3 separate regions of the Mus musculus genome follow, and all the other regions are linked to region 2. Evidence: chromatin contacts called from ENCODE POLR2A ChIA-PET data. All regions are on one chromosome and are shown on one strand. Each heading gives the region's core, a stretch centred on a gene start or an enhancer-like site at or near the end of the contact. The rest is flanking DNA. Distances are from core to core; before and after follow the strand shown.

The links. ChIA-PET counts read pairs that join two places held with the same protein, here RNA polymerase II (POLR2A).
Region 1: POLR2A ChIA-PET joins it to region 2 with 10 read pairs in Patski. The contact joins the promoter of 1700012D14Rik here to the promoter of Usp47 in region 2. POLR2A ChIA-PET finds 5 or more read pairs at or near these places in 2 of 5 experiments (Patski and embryonic stem cell).
Region 3: POLR2A ChIA-PET joins it to region 2 with 15 read pairs in Patski. The contact joins the promoter of Eif4g2 here to the promoter of Usp47 in region 2. POLR2A ChIA-PET finds 5 or more read pairs at or near these places in 2 of 5 experiments (Patski and embryonic stem cell).

Annotation. Positions count from the first base shown.
Region 1 is chr7:111,120,768-111,125,149 of GRCm38, reverse strand. It overlaps 1700012D14Rik (RIKEN cDNA 1700012D14 gene), which reads left to right and starts at 2,475. Exons shown (of 3, transcript NR_015573.2): 1 at 2,475-2,767; 2 at 4,127-4,242.
Region 2 is chr7:112,022,141-112,026,492 of GRCm38, reverse strand. Usp47 (ubiquitin specific peptidase 47) reads right to left here and starts at 2,987. Exons shown (of 29, transcript NM_001357952.1): 1 at 2,747-2,987. The coding sequence starts at 2,785. It also overlaps Gm3960.
Region 3 is chr7:111,081,602-111,085,878 of GRCm38, reverse strand. It overlaps Eif4g2 (eukaryotic translation initiation factor 4, gamma 2), which reads left to right and starts at 2,849. Exons shown (of 22, transcript NM_013507.3): 1 at 2,849-3,094; 2 at 4,246-4,277.

The DNA.
Region 1 (4,382 bases), core at 1,226-3,725, 900 kb after region 2:
CTACTATCAAATCTTTCAGAGTCTGTTTGGTGGCAATCATGCCCTTCCAGGGCATCCCCCAGCTTTAAAAGATAGGGTGGACTGTAAATCCCAGAGCAGGACACTGGCTCACGATAGGTTCAGAGCACTTGGCTCATCATCTTTCCTAGAGAATTTAATTGTAGTGTATGTAATCCAGCCACAACCAAGGTCAAAAGAAATGCCACCTCAGACTTCTGAAGGAACCGAGTTCTTGTTACTGCTTCAGTGATGATTTTACTTGAGGTTCAGATTGCAGATTTTTGTTTTGTTTGGTGTGTGTGTGTGTGTGTGTGTGTGTGTGTGTGTGTGTACATGTGAGAGATTAAATTCAGGTATTGTTCTTCAAGAGCCATCTTGTTTCTTTTCTGAAATTTTGTTTTGCTGGGGTTTTTTGTTTTTTGTTTTTGTATATGAATGTTTTGCCTGTGTGCATGTATATGCACCACATGTGTGCCTCTTGGATCCCCTGGAACTGAGCCACAATATGGGTGCTAGCAATCAACCCTAGGTCTTCTACAGGAACAAGTATTCTTGACATCTGAGCCATCTCTCCAGCCCTCCTACTTTTTTTCTTAAGACACTGAGATGTGGAGCTCTGAGATTACAAATGTGTCGCCATACCTTCCTTTTTACATTAGTGCTGGAGACTAAACTCAGAATTTCATGCTGGCTCTTTCTTGCAAGTACTTTATTGAATTGTCTTCCTACCTTTCCCTCCATTTTTTGGAGACAATGTCTTGCTTTGTAACCCAGGCTGGTCTGACAATTCTCAGTCTGTGTGGTAATCTCTCCTTAACCCTCCCAGTGCTGGGATTACGAAGTGTGCCAACACACCCAGCTTTCAGTTCCTTTTTAAAAGTGAGGCCCCACCTTCTTTACTGATATATTGTTGTAATCTTACAAGTCTTTAATATAAATTAACTTTGTATGAGAGCATGCATGCACACAAGCAAATACACAATTTGTGGTTCCCACAACTAAAAAGGAACCCAACATAGACTATCAGTTGGTCATGTTTGCAAAATGTACTTCTCTATGCTCTAAGTCCTTACCTATAACTAGGATCTGATCTTAGACTGGTGATGAGTATATGAATTAAAACATTGAAAGAACATGAAACAGCCAGGTGGTGATGGTGCATACCTTTAATTCCAGCACAGGAGGCAGGGGCAGGCAGATCTCTATGAGTTCAAGGCCAGCCTAGTCTAGAGAGCAAGTTCTAGGGCAGCCAAGGCTACACAAAGAAACCCTGTCTCAAATATCAAAACAAAACAAAAAGTACATAAAACAGCCCCTGGCTCCTACAGTGCACTCTATAAACAGTATTATTATCTTTATTTGCTGAGTCCTACATTGCCTGTATTTTTCTCTCAACCAACATATATTATAATCATAACTGTATATAAATATATAATAAATTATAATTTGACACAGCAATTAACAGAAAAAAATCTGTATGTTTCAAGAACAGTAGACTCGTCAGCATATAGAGCCTAAGTTAAATCCTAGTCTTTAATTAAACACGAATATGTTTAATTATTCTTCCCATTGTCTTATTTTTGAGTTTTTTTTCCAATTTACAAAGACACAAACCAGGTATGTGAAGTTCACATTGGGGACATATATAAAAATATATAATAAACAAAATCTTATTCCAAAATTATACTGAAGCTTGATGACTGCCATCAGTCCTGATAACTACTATTAAGGGTTAGGCTTCGCGGGGCATGGTGGCACATGCTTTTTAATCCCTACACACAGGACCTCAAGCCTGGCCATGCCCTTTTGGAAAAGAGGGAGAACGGGGATAGATGGCTTAAACACCCAAATGTTGCCAGCCCACCCAACAGAGATGAGTTGGTAACGCTGAGGTAAACCTCAGAAAAAGAAGAGTTCTAAGGATTTTCCCTTTCGTCCTGCTGGGCCACCTGGGAGGCCAAACATCAGGCGTGCCCTTGGCCTGGCCTAACCCCCCGGCTGGTAAAGGTTTATGCACGCCGAGTAAGGTGAGTTTTTTCTTCCCGCTTCCAAGCACTGAGTGACCGGGCCACCATCAGCCTAGGCTGGCGAGCTCAGGATCCATAGCTGTCTCAGCAGTCCTTGCAGAGCGACAGAGCTGAGGGAAATGCCGACTGGGCCGCCATCTGTCTGTCAGCATCAGCCACGTGGAACTGGAGGAGCCCCGGAATCTGCTCTCTAAACCCGCGCCAGGCCCACGGCGTGCCGGGGAATTCAGAAAACAATGGCTTCGCCCGCCAGCCCGGAGCCCAGAGCCGGCTAGGCGGCTCCCAGGTCACACCGCGCCTCAACCAAACTTGGGCTCTTAGTCCCGCCTCGCTGCTCAGCGCGGATTGGCGGTAGGGATGAGCTCTGTCGCTGATTGGACAGCGGCGAAGTCGCTCCTGCAGACCATCGCGTCTGGCCGCAGTGGAGCTCTAAGAGTCCCTGAATTCAGACTTCAGGCCGCGCCGTCCGAGAGTCGGGGCCCTTTGAGGTGGCTTAGGCGGTATCCCTGAGTTGACAGCATCACCCCGTCCCGCGTCCTCCTCTCCTCTGTTTTGTTTTTCATCTCTCCCTCCTCCCTCCAGTCCCCGACGACTGGCCCTAGACCCTCGCTGAAGGTGAGCTGAGCCACCGGCGAGTGGGCCGCTCCGAAATGGCCGCTGCCTTGAGCTGTCTAAAATGGCGGTCTCGTGCTCGGCTGGGGACCGCGACGCGGCTCTGCAGCCCAGCCGCAGCCGAGACGGTAGGGCGATGGAGATGGAGTGGAAAGGTGTTGGGTGTGTTGACACGACTTCATGTCGATGGCACAGTCGACATTCCTGGGGCGAGAGGAATCCTGTGTCACCCACTGGTAGGCTAGGGCAAGAAGCATGCCTCCGGGGGCGTGGTGCTCTGCGAGCAGTGCACGCCTGGCCCGGAGGGATGGCTGTCACTGGCCGCAGGGCGAAGTGACCGCGTTGAAATACTTCTAGGTCCTAGTGGAGCTGCCCGGCCCCTTCTGCTTCTTAACCTTTGCGATTGGCCTGCGCTCCCGTTCACACCTAGGGCCGCCTGGCAGCAAAAGGCCCCTAAGGGGAGACCCTAGTGTTCCCTGAAAGGAACTGGAAACTTAGGAGGGCAGATGCTTTGTCCCCAAGAGCTGCTGGGATGTACCTCAGAAGAGAAAGGAATACGGGGCCCTTTTAAGAAAACAAAGCTACTTTTTTTTGTGCCCACTTGACAACGAGGTGGGGAAACTTCATTTTATGGTGAACCAGTGGCTCCGAGAAGCTCTCTGTTTTGCTAAATTTAAATCGAGGCTGGAAGGAGAGTCCACTGCTAAGGAATAGGTTTTCTAACTACTGCCTAGTTTAAGATTGCTGCCTTCGCCTGTTACAACACGCTGGCAATCTGTTTGTACACACACACCAACCTCTAGTACCAAATGCTCGTTATGCTTGATGAAGTAGAAAACTCCCAAGTACTGTCGAGGCACGTGGGCTGCACAGTCAGTTTGGGAACTCTGTTCATTCTTCACTGACTAAATGTGTTAACCTAGCAGGTGCCAACTTCCCTGTATCTTTCTCTAAAATGCAGTCGTTGATAATCTCAGGTTCTTGACAATTAGATGAATTAACCTTTATGAGGAATTGGGCACAGATACTAACAGGCCACAGAAAATAAGAGAGTTACTCAGTAAGCATTAATTGTTAGATCGGGGACAGACTGGTTATAGTAACAGCATATGTCATGTAACACTTGCATATCTGATTCCACTTTAGATTGAGTTTTTAGTTTTAGAGATATTGAAATGGGGCTGTATTTAAAAAAAAAAAAAAAACTCAGTTGGTTTTTATTCCCACCACCACCACCCACGAATGTTTCTATGTCAGTGGGTAAAAAAGCATTTCAAAGCAAGGAAATTACCAGAACAGTAAGTGGAATGGAAAATATTAGCATATTTACTTTACTACATACTAGGCATTCTCTGTTTACATCCCAAGAGCTGCATTGTAGTGAAAAATCATTTGTATTGACTATATTTAAAATATGATAAATTGTCATGGTAGACATTGATACTTCTGCTTGCTGCAGTGTCTGATTTTAACTTTTCTTATTCTAGGCTTCTGGTTACTCCCGTTCCCACCCTATCCCTTAATTTTATTTTTCTGAAGAATCTGCAGTTCAAGCTATCAAGGTGGAGAGAGCAATTACAGAAAGACGTGTTCATTGTTTCAGGTATTTTACCTACTAGGTGTTAACAGGAGAACCATTTTGATTGAAGAGCTAAAACGATAGGATAGAGCTTAATCCTTAAGCACATGGCATTTAAATCAACAGGAACAATCTGTATTCCTTTACAAATTTAATTTAAATCT
Region 2 (4,352 bases), core at 1,738-4,237:
TTTTAAATCCAGCAATTTAAAAATCACTCCTAACTCAAACCAAAACAGGCTGGGAGCTGGGCAACAATTAGTTAATCTGTACACTAAGATGCCGCCTACAGCAGTTCTCCAAGGGACATTTGTCCTGGAGTTTTAGGACCAAAATAATCTTAACTTACTTAACAACTCTATGAATTCACACATAGAATCGAAAGCCACATCCATAAAGGTCAGACCTTCTCTGAAGCAAAACAAAGCTCTCTCGGGTTGTTAATATAGCTGGAATAGGCACAGGTAAGCTTCTAATTCTGCACTGTATTGTCACTTACTAAACAAGTACCCGGAGAAATAGAAACTATTCTTAGAGCTCCAAGGTAACATGGACTGAACGTAAGAGGATGAAAAGACCCGATGGAGGACCCAAGCTCTAGACCCCCACCTGTGAGTCCTTAATTTGAACAAGTCACTTTCAACCTGAGAGCTGTACTTCTCACTCCTGTGAGAAGTGAAGTGGTTTAAATTACACGATTTGCCCTCAGATTTAGCACTGTATAATTCAAATGCTATTTGATAACAAAGAAAATAAAACTCATTACTAAAAACACAAACAAGAGAAAGGCCATGTTTTAAAGTATCTAATGCTACTAACTAACTAAAGGAAGAGAAGGGGAGAAGCCCACATATTTGGTTTAAGAGATCACTAGCTTCCTTTTGGGATACAGCCCTGGTTAACTCAGAAGCAAATATGGAAGTAGAAGCAACCTGTGAATGAAGAATGAGTGAGGCTGACAAGTAAACAAACAAACAAACAAAACCACTATCTGGCTAGGTAAAGAAAAAGTCTGCATTTCAAGAGCACTTCGGTGTATATCCCAGGAAGCAGGAACTGTGGATAAAGTACTGAAAGCCAGGAACAGGAAATAAAGCATAACATCCAGAAGGAAAAAAAAGTTAGGTTCATCTGATAAGGGAGATCTCCTCAGATAATCGAGAGTTCAATCGTCCCGGAGGTGAAACTAGCATTGCAATATCAGTTTTTAAAACAACAGGTAAGTTTGTGCAAAGCAGGATATGTGCACATCTCTATCAGGACTTCTACAAACCGAGTCATTAATATAATATTATGCAGGGTTGTACTTGTTGTTCTATTTTCTAAATGTTGGAAATTAAGGGTTAATTTTGTTTCTTAAGATTGGAAACCAGCACCAAAGGAAATGAAGGTTAGCTTTCTCGTAAAACCTATTCCTTCCTTCCTTGTTACTTAGTACAAAGTTCAAAATGCCGGACTGGACCATAGGAGGACTCACATTCCCGACTTCCTAACTCTCAGTTGTTGAAACTGTTCCAGAGGCAAGATCTTTAGTTCGTGCTTATCTGCTGTACTGAGACTTAGAGATGTCTGACAGATAAAATACTGACACACACACAACTCAGCCTTAAACAGCAAACAGGCACTCCACTGAGTTTGATAGCACACACTTTTAATCCCAGCATCGGGGGAGACAGACAGGGAAACCTCTTAAGAATTTCCAGGCCAGCTTATCTACAAGTGAGTTCCAAGCCAGCCAAGTCTGTACTTCAAAGTCCACATAGTAAGATCCTACCTCAAAACGGCAAAACAAAACCCTAAAAATCAACTTATTATCCATCTAAGGAAAGATGGGAAATTTTAACTATTCAGGTACAAAATAAAGTCACTTTGCATTGTGCCAGGGGTTGTCTGTGTAGCAACAAATTGCTACAATTAAAAAACAAACAAACAAAACCTAAACATTTAGGAATCCGAAATGATCGTGTATAAATATCAAGATCCTACCATCCTAATTTCAACTTAACACTTGGCATCTATTTAAGGTATATGAGATATAAAAGTCCAAAGCATTAAGCCTGACGACCAGCAGTTAAAAATACATGTTTGAATATGCTGAGGATATTTATAAAGCCAACGGACTATTAATATGTCGAAATCCACTGGCCAGTGCAGGATTCTACCTTTAATCTTCTACTACTGACTGTTCAAGGGAAGCCAAGAAGTCCGGGAGTCTTATGTCACTCGCTTTTAAGAATTTAAGTCACCCAAGTTGGCAACACCAGAAAAAGACCAAAATTACACACAAAAACAACGTTTCGTCTCTCCATATGGTGAAATTAACTCGGCTATCTCTTACCCTCCCGTTCAAGCCCCACTTAACTACTTTTTCAACGATCCTGGGTAGGCCCCATTTAGGCTGGCCGATAGTACTACGAAGTAACAGGAGGGGGAATGGAGGCTGGGGGGAGGGGGGTGGGGAGACCGACAACTCTTTAACAGTTAAGTCTGCCCTCCCACAGATCTCAACTTAGGTGTCGATTTCACAAGCCCCGTAAGCTATACGCTGTCAAACCCCAGAAGCAGCACCGTCACCCCGTCCTGCCCACGGGCAACTGTTCCAGAATGTTTTCTTTGAAACGATCTCTCTTAACTCTCTCGGCTCGACGTGTGTGAAGTCTGGACTTCAAAGGCCACTTTCTCTCCGCAATACTCCCCCCCACCCCCGGGAGCAGAACCCAACTCCTCGGGTCCAGTCTTTGATGCGTTAGCCCCTCGCAGCCGGAGCTCTCCCTCGGCTACGTGGCCCCGGGAACCAGCGGTCTCCAACTGCCCGCCGCGCCCACCGTCCACCCGGCCCCACGCCTGCCCGGCCCTAGCCTTGCCTCCCGCTCGGGGCCTGCACGACTTCGAGCGGACCGCAGGCTTCGGGCCTAGTCTGGCCCGCCGGCCCCTCACCTCCTTCGGGACCAGTTGGTTCTCCTCGCCGGGCACCATCGCTCAGACTCCGACCGCTCGTCTCCGCCCTGCCTGCGGGGGCCTGGTGGAGGTGGCGGCGGCTGTGTCTCAGGAGAGAACGGCAGCGACAGTCATCCTCCCAGCCGCCTGCGCTCCAGCAACTGAGGAGGCCTCCGCTCAGGCCTTAGACACCAGCGCGCAGACACCGACCCAGGGCGCCGCCGCCGTCGCCGCTGCTGCCGCCGCCGCTGCCGCCGCCGCCGCCGCCCCTCCCCCGGCCCGCGGCAATCAATGGAAAAATGGCGGCCGCCGCTCTCGCGAGAATTCAACGCAGTGGGCGCGCGGCCCGGCGTCTGGCGCCTGGGGTATGCAGGCGGCCGTCGTGAGCTCGGGATCTTCTCACCTCTTGCTCAGCCCCGGGGTACGCCGCGCTACGCTGGTTGAGAGCCGGTGTAGGCGCTTTTCACTACGGGGAAGCCGGTCCTCCCATCCTCCGGCTCCCTCTGTCGGCCGAGGGAGGGACGAGGCCCCTGCGTCACGAACGAGCTCCAGTTCAAAGCCCCCCTTTCAGCCCTGCAGTCCCCAGACTCTTTCCTGGTCTCCAGCGACCCCGCTGCAGCCCCACTTGAGGAACCTTTGGCCTCGAGCTGGTAAACAACGCGCCTTGTAGAGAAATCGCCTTTCTGGCTTTCGCCCTCAAGGCTCTGGTCCTCGTCTGTCATGTTTTCGTGGCCGCCCCACTCTCCTTAGGGACCTCGGTGCCCATCAGCTAGCCCCTGGAGCCCCTTAAAGAGGGGTCACTACACTTAGAGGTGCTCCCCTGCACCCTTCTGGGTGGCTTGCTGTCATCCTCCTACAGGGCCAAGTCTGAGGGAGCCTTTTGAGAGCAGAGCTGTGGTGCGCTTCAACCTGTGCTGTCCTTTTGAATATGTTTTTTTTTGTAATCTCCCCAGACGGTAAATACCATGTGTTTGACCAAACAAATCTCCTATTAGTCATTTTCCTTCACCGCACTCCTTCCATTATGAAGACCCAGTGAGACGTCTTTCATGAAGACTTTTGGCAAACTAGTCCTCTTACAGCCTGCTGAGTTAATTCCATTGTGCCATGTACCCAGCATCCACAGCGCCAACTCCTTTACCTATGCTATTGGTTCGCCAAACTTGTTACTATTGAACACCCCACACCCAAGAAAAGCTCTCTATACAGTTATGTAAGATTTATTAGAATTCTGCTATTTGTGGCACTGTAAAACATCTACAAATTCTAAAAATTATAGCAAAGACAGACATTTAAAATAAACGAGATTTTAAGTAGTAATGGTATAAAAAAATCCATTAACCCTACTGAAAATATTTAGTGAACGCACTCTGATTGACTAGGTTTCATTAGTTTTTTAAAAGCTAATTCTTTGTGAAACACTTATTAAAATATCTGATTCAGTGTTCAGGTTATTTCTGTACTTGGCTTTAATAGCTGTCATAAGCTGAAAAAGGTAACCCACAAAGATTTTGATCCTAATGGAAGAAGTGCATTTTCAACTACTATTACTAATACAATGCTCATTTTTATCTGTTTCAGCTTCCAGCCATACAAAGGGTTTTGT
Region 3 (4,277 bases), core at 1,600-4,099, 940 kb after region 2:
AACTAACAAAGGCCTGCCTCAGGTACCTATTTCACTAGTCATTGTCAGCCTCCAAAAGGCTAACGACCTTCAAAAAGTGCCACTAACCAGAGAACAAATGCTCACAAAACATGCCTGAGAGGGACAATTCAAACTCATTATATTTCAGTGACTATGCTATGTCCCTTCCATATATAATCTCATTCAATCATAACTCTAAAAGAGAACAAACAAATACTCTCAAGATCCAGTACTGATGTATTGAATCTATTGAAGACTTCAAAACAACAAACTGGCTGTAAAGGCTAGAGAACTTCACAAAAGATGTAAGCCTTTTCCTTGTATATAATCTCTTAATATTTCAGTGTCAAGTTGCTTAAAACTACTGTGGCTCAAACCAAATAAGGCTACAAGTTTGCTTCTCTGATCAAGTTGTTAGAAATTCAGAAGTGAGAGCCCTGGTCTTCAGTTACATGATTAGGGAATCCTTAAGCAGAAATGATAGTAGACACATCAGTGTGTGCTTAGAACAGTAACCAGTGAGGTGGGTGGTGCAGGAATCCCAGGTATAGATAACACCAACACTTAGGAAGCTGAGGCTGGAAGATATTAAGGTTGAGGCCATCCTGAACTCCATGGTGAGAGGCTCAGAAAACAAAAATAATACTGCCAGGATTAAAACCATGTGAAAATATATTAACAAGTTAAGACTCTTAGCAGTTTTCCAGACTTAATTAGAAATGAATAAAATGACATATAAAGCTGTTTGGTTACATTTCAAATCCAATTATTTGAAGTTTTACACATCTAAAATATGATAGAAACTTTAAATTTGTGAATGCTTATATCTATGACTGAAAAGTAAAATTTTTAAATCTATGTTTATTTCCATCTTTTTGTTTTGTTTTGTTTTGTTTTGGTTTTTTTCGAGACAGGGTTTCTCTGTGTAGCCCTGGCTGTCCTGAACTCACTTTGTAGACCAAGCTGGCCTCGAACTCAGAAATCTGCCTGCCTCTGCCTCCCGAGTGCCACCACGCTCCGCCTCTTTTTTTTTTTGAATTTCTTCTTGGTTTTACTCCCTGTCAGTTAGCACCTCACATACCTGCATAGAAAATTCATAGCAGATTTTTGCAATTAACAAAGCTTGAAAAAGCCCTTTTTAAAATGTGTGTGTATAAGTGAGCCTTCTCTCTTTATTCCATGTGGGACTGGAGACTGAGCTCAGTCATGAGGCTTGGCAGCACGTGGTGCTGTTCGTTACCAGCAGCACCACCTTGCTGTCCCTTTTAACATTTTTTTAAATTCAAGATCCTGTTTTTAAGACTTTATATTTTAGTTTCTGTTTTATTTATTAGATATATGCATAATATAAATATATTAGGATATATTTACATTCTAGTCCTTTGTATTTAGAATATCCATGTTTTAGACCAAGTGGCTATTTGACACATACACTAGTATAGTGAGTATTGAGTTTTTGGACCACTGTGTTTCTAGCACACAGATGTCTTTAGTGTATCATAATGAATGTAAATCACTTGTGAAAAACTAAAATATCACAGTATATATTTCTACTAGTTATAAAGCCATACAAGTTATATATACAAAGCAAAATCTCTTATATTGAAAAAAATTGCCCCTCTCCTAAAAAATGCTTTTCTTTTTTACACTTAACCCCCAAATAAAAATGGTTTTTACAGTTTTTAGTTTAAGTGAAAGTTTATTTAATAGCATTAATTCTAAGGCAAAGACCTAAGTTTACTAGAATTATAAACCTTCAAAGCCACACTTTTCAGCAGACTTAAATACTAAGGAAAGTACAATTGTCTGCTGAAAATTCTATTTAAGAACTAGGGCTTTCAACACCAAGACATGCCAAATTACGTTTGGGTCTTTGAAAACCCAGCTCTTGGGAATGAATTCCAAGCCATGACTGTTGAAAACACACGTGCTTTAGTTTAGTAACCCATCTTATTGAAAAAAAAAAATGCATGCTTAACAGAGATGGGACATTTCTCGTTTACATACCTTCATTTTTGGAAAGCTAAAATGTTGCATACTGTGGCATACATACATAACCCATCTTTTAAAATACCACCTGGAAGTATAGTTTGAAATGCTTCATTTTCCTATATAGCCCTTAAATAAAATGAAAGCACTGCGCTGCCCGTCTTTAATGTTTGTTAAAAATGAAGGAAAAACTTTAAAAAATGACTTTGCAATTTCCAAATGCCCGCGCTCTGCAAACACTTCTCAAGCCAGCCTAGTATACTGTCTGGGTCAAGCTCGGTGACAGCAGGCCGAGCATTTGAGTTAAAGCTGCCTCTAGCCTGGGATACAAAGCCCTTCCTTTGATCCTTTTCTCGTTACTCTGCAGATGGAGGACCAACAAACAGAACGCATTCCTATCGATGGGCACACGTCCCTCTCTTCAGCAAAGCTCCCAGACGCTAAACCGAGGCCAGGCCGCAAGGCCACGCCGAGCCCTCAGGACGCCAGGCCCGGGCGGGTCAGGGAGGAGAGGCGAGGAAAAGGTTCTTCTATGCAAGCATGAGGCTGGGACTCCGGAACAAAGCGCCGGCCCAGGAAGACCAGGCGGCCCGGCGGCGCACACTCACTGGGCTCCCGGCGCTACGCAAGAGTCCCGCAGCGCGCCGGCCCGCCGCCCTTACGCCACTGGCTTGGCCCCAGAGCCTTCGCGAATATGGCTTTGCGCACTGCGGCGAGGCTGCGCCGCAACCGAGCTTGCCCGCTGGCTCCTCCCCGCCGCCCTGCGCGGATTGGTAGCGGACGGAAGCCCGGCTGCTGATTGGATAGCGAAGGAGCCACTCGGGGAGGCTCTAGTGGGTCGGCCGCCTCAGAGTGATAAGTTGGGCTTCAGACACGCCTCAGCGCCAGCAGCGAGCCGGAGCTCTATGGAGGTGGCGGCGGGTACCAGGTGGCGGCTGCAGCAGCTACTCCTCTGAGCTGAGACTTTCAAGCCGGCCGCGTCTCCTTCCTCCCCCTTCCCTCCCCCTTTTTTGTTTTCCGTTCCCCTTCCCCCTCCCTTCCCCGTCCCCGACGACCGGATCCAGAGGAGGCAGCTGCGGTGGCAGCTGCTGAGTTCTCGGTGAAGGTGAGTGGAGTCGCCGCCGAGCGGAGCCCTCTAAGATGGCCGCCGCCCCTGGCCGCTTCTTGTCGAGTGGAACAAAATGGCGGCCGCAGGCGGAGCCGGGCGGGGCGGCCTTTCCTCTGCCTTTGGGCTACTTAGAAATCTATGGCCTCCGCGCTCCTTCCTGTGTCGACCGAAGAGCTAGGCTGACGTGCGGTCGAGTGGCGGGCGCAGCCGGGATCCTGACGTGGGATCCGGGAACAGCGTGCGAGCGTGGCAGGCCTCGCGCCTCGGCGGGAGGGACGCGGCCCGCGGCAGGGCCCGGCCGTTGGCGCGGGACCAGCGAGGCGGACGAGTCCGGAGCCCGGCCTCCCGGCGGGGAGGAGGTGTGTGGCCCTACTGCGGGATGTCCCACTCGGGCGACGCCAAGAGCGAGTCTCGGTCCCTTTGTGGGCCTTGGCAGCCGAGGCGCTGTCAGCCGGGGGATTTATGGTGGAGGCGGCGGGTGGGCAGGAGGCCGCCTTCCTGCGGGAGAACAAAGGGCCGGCCCGGAGGGGGCGCCTCCCGCCCAGGCCTGGGCCCTCGCTAGACGCCGCTCGGAAGCTGAGCCAGCCTGGGCCTGGGGGAGGAACTCGCTGCTCTTTTGTTCGCGCGGAGTGGGGCGGAGGTGCCTGCTGCCATGTTGTGTTGTGGCCCCGGCCTTCCGGCGGCTTTCCACACGCGCCCTGTGTAAAAGGAAGGGCTTATAAAGACGAGCGGAGGAAAAGCTGCCCAACACCGGGTAGTGAGGCTCTGGCCGGCCTGTCACCACCCCGGCCACCCATTTTAGTACCGCAGACATATCCCTTGTAGCACCGCCGGTCTTGATAGCATTTCTGTTTAATTTTAAAGGCCCCATAATACGGCTGCTTCCTAGGCAGCATCCAGATTTTTTTTCATTTTATTTTTCTCACAAAAGCTGTTCTTTGCATCCTTGAATACTAAGAGAATCCACGGGGCTAAACAGGTTTTATTGTGTATTTGTGGGTTTTGACTTCGTTCTATTTTAGTCTTCTGAGGGCTGCAATGCAGTGAAAGTTCAACCAGCTGCAGTGCTGGGAGCGGAAATAAATTATATTTGAAAGTTTATAGCTCAGTATGGCAGTACCTAATTTTGGTGTTTTCTCTCTTTCCAGGCTTTTCATTTCTACCATCCCCTCCCCTCCCC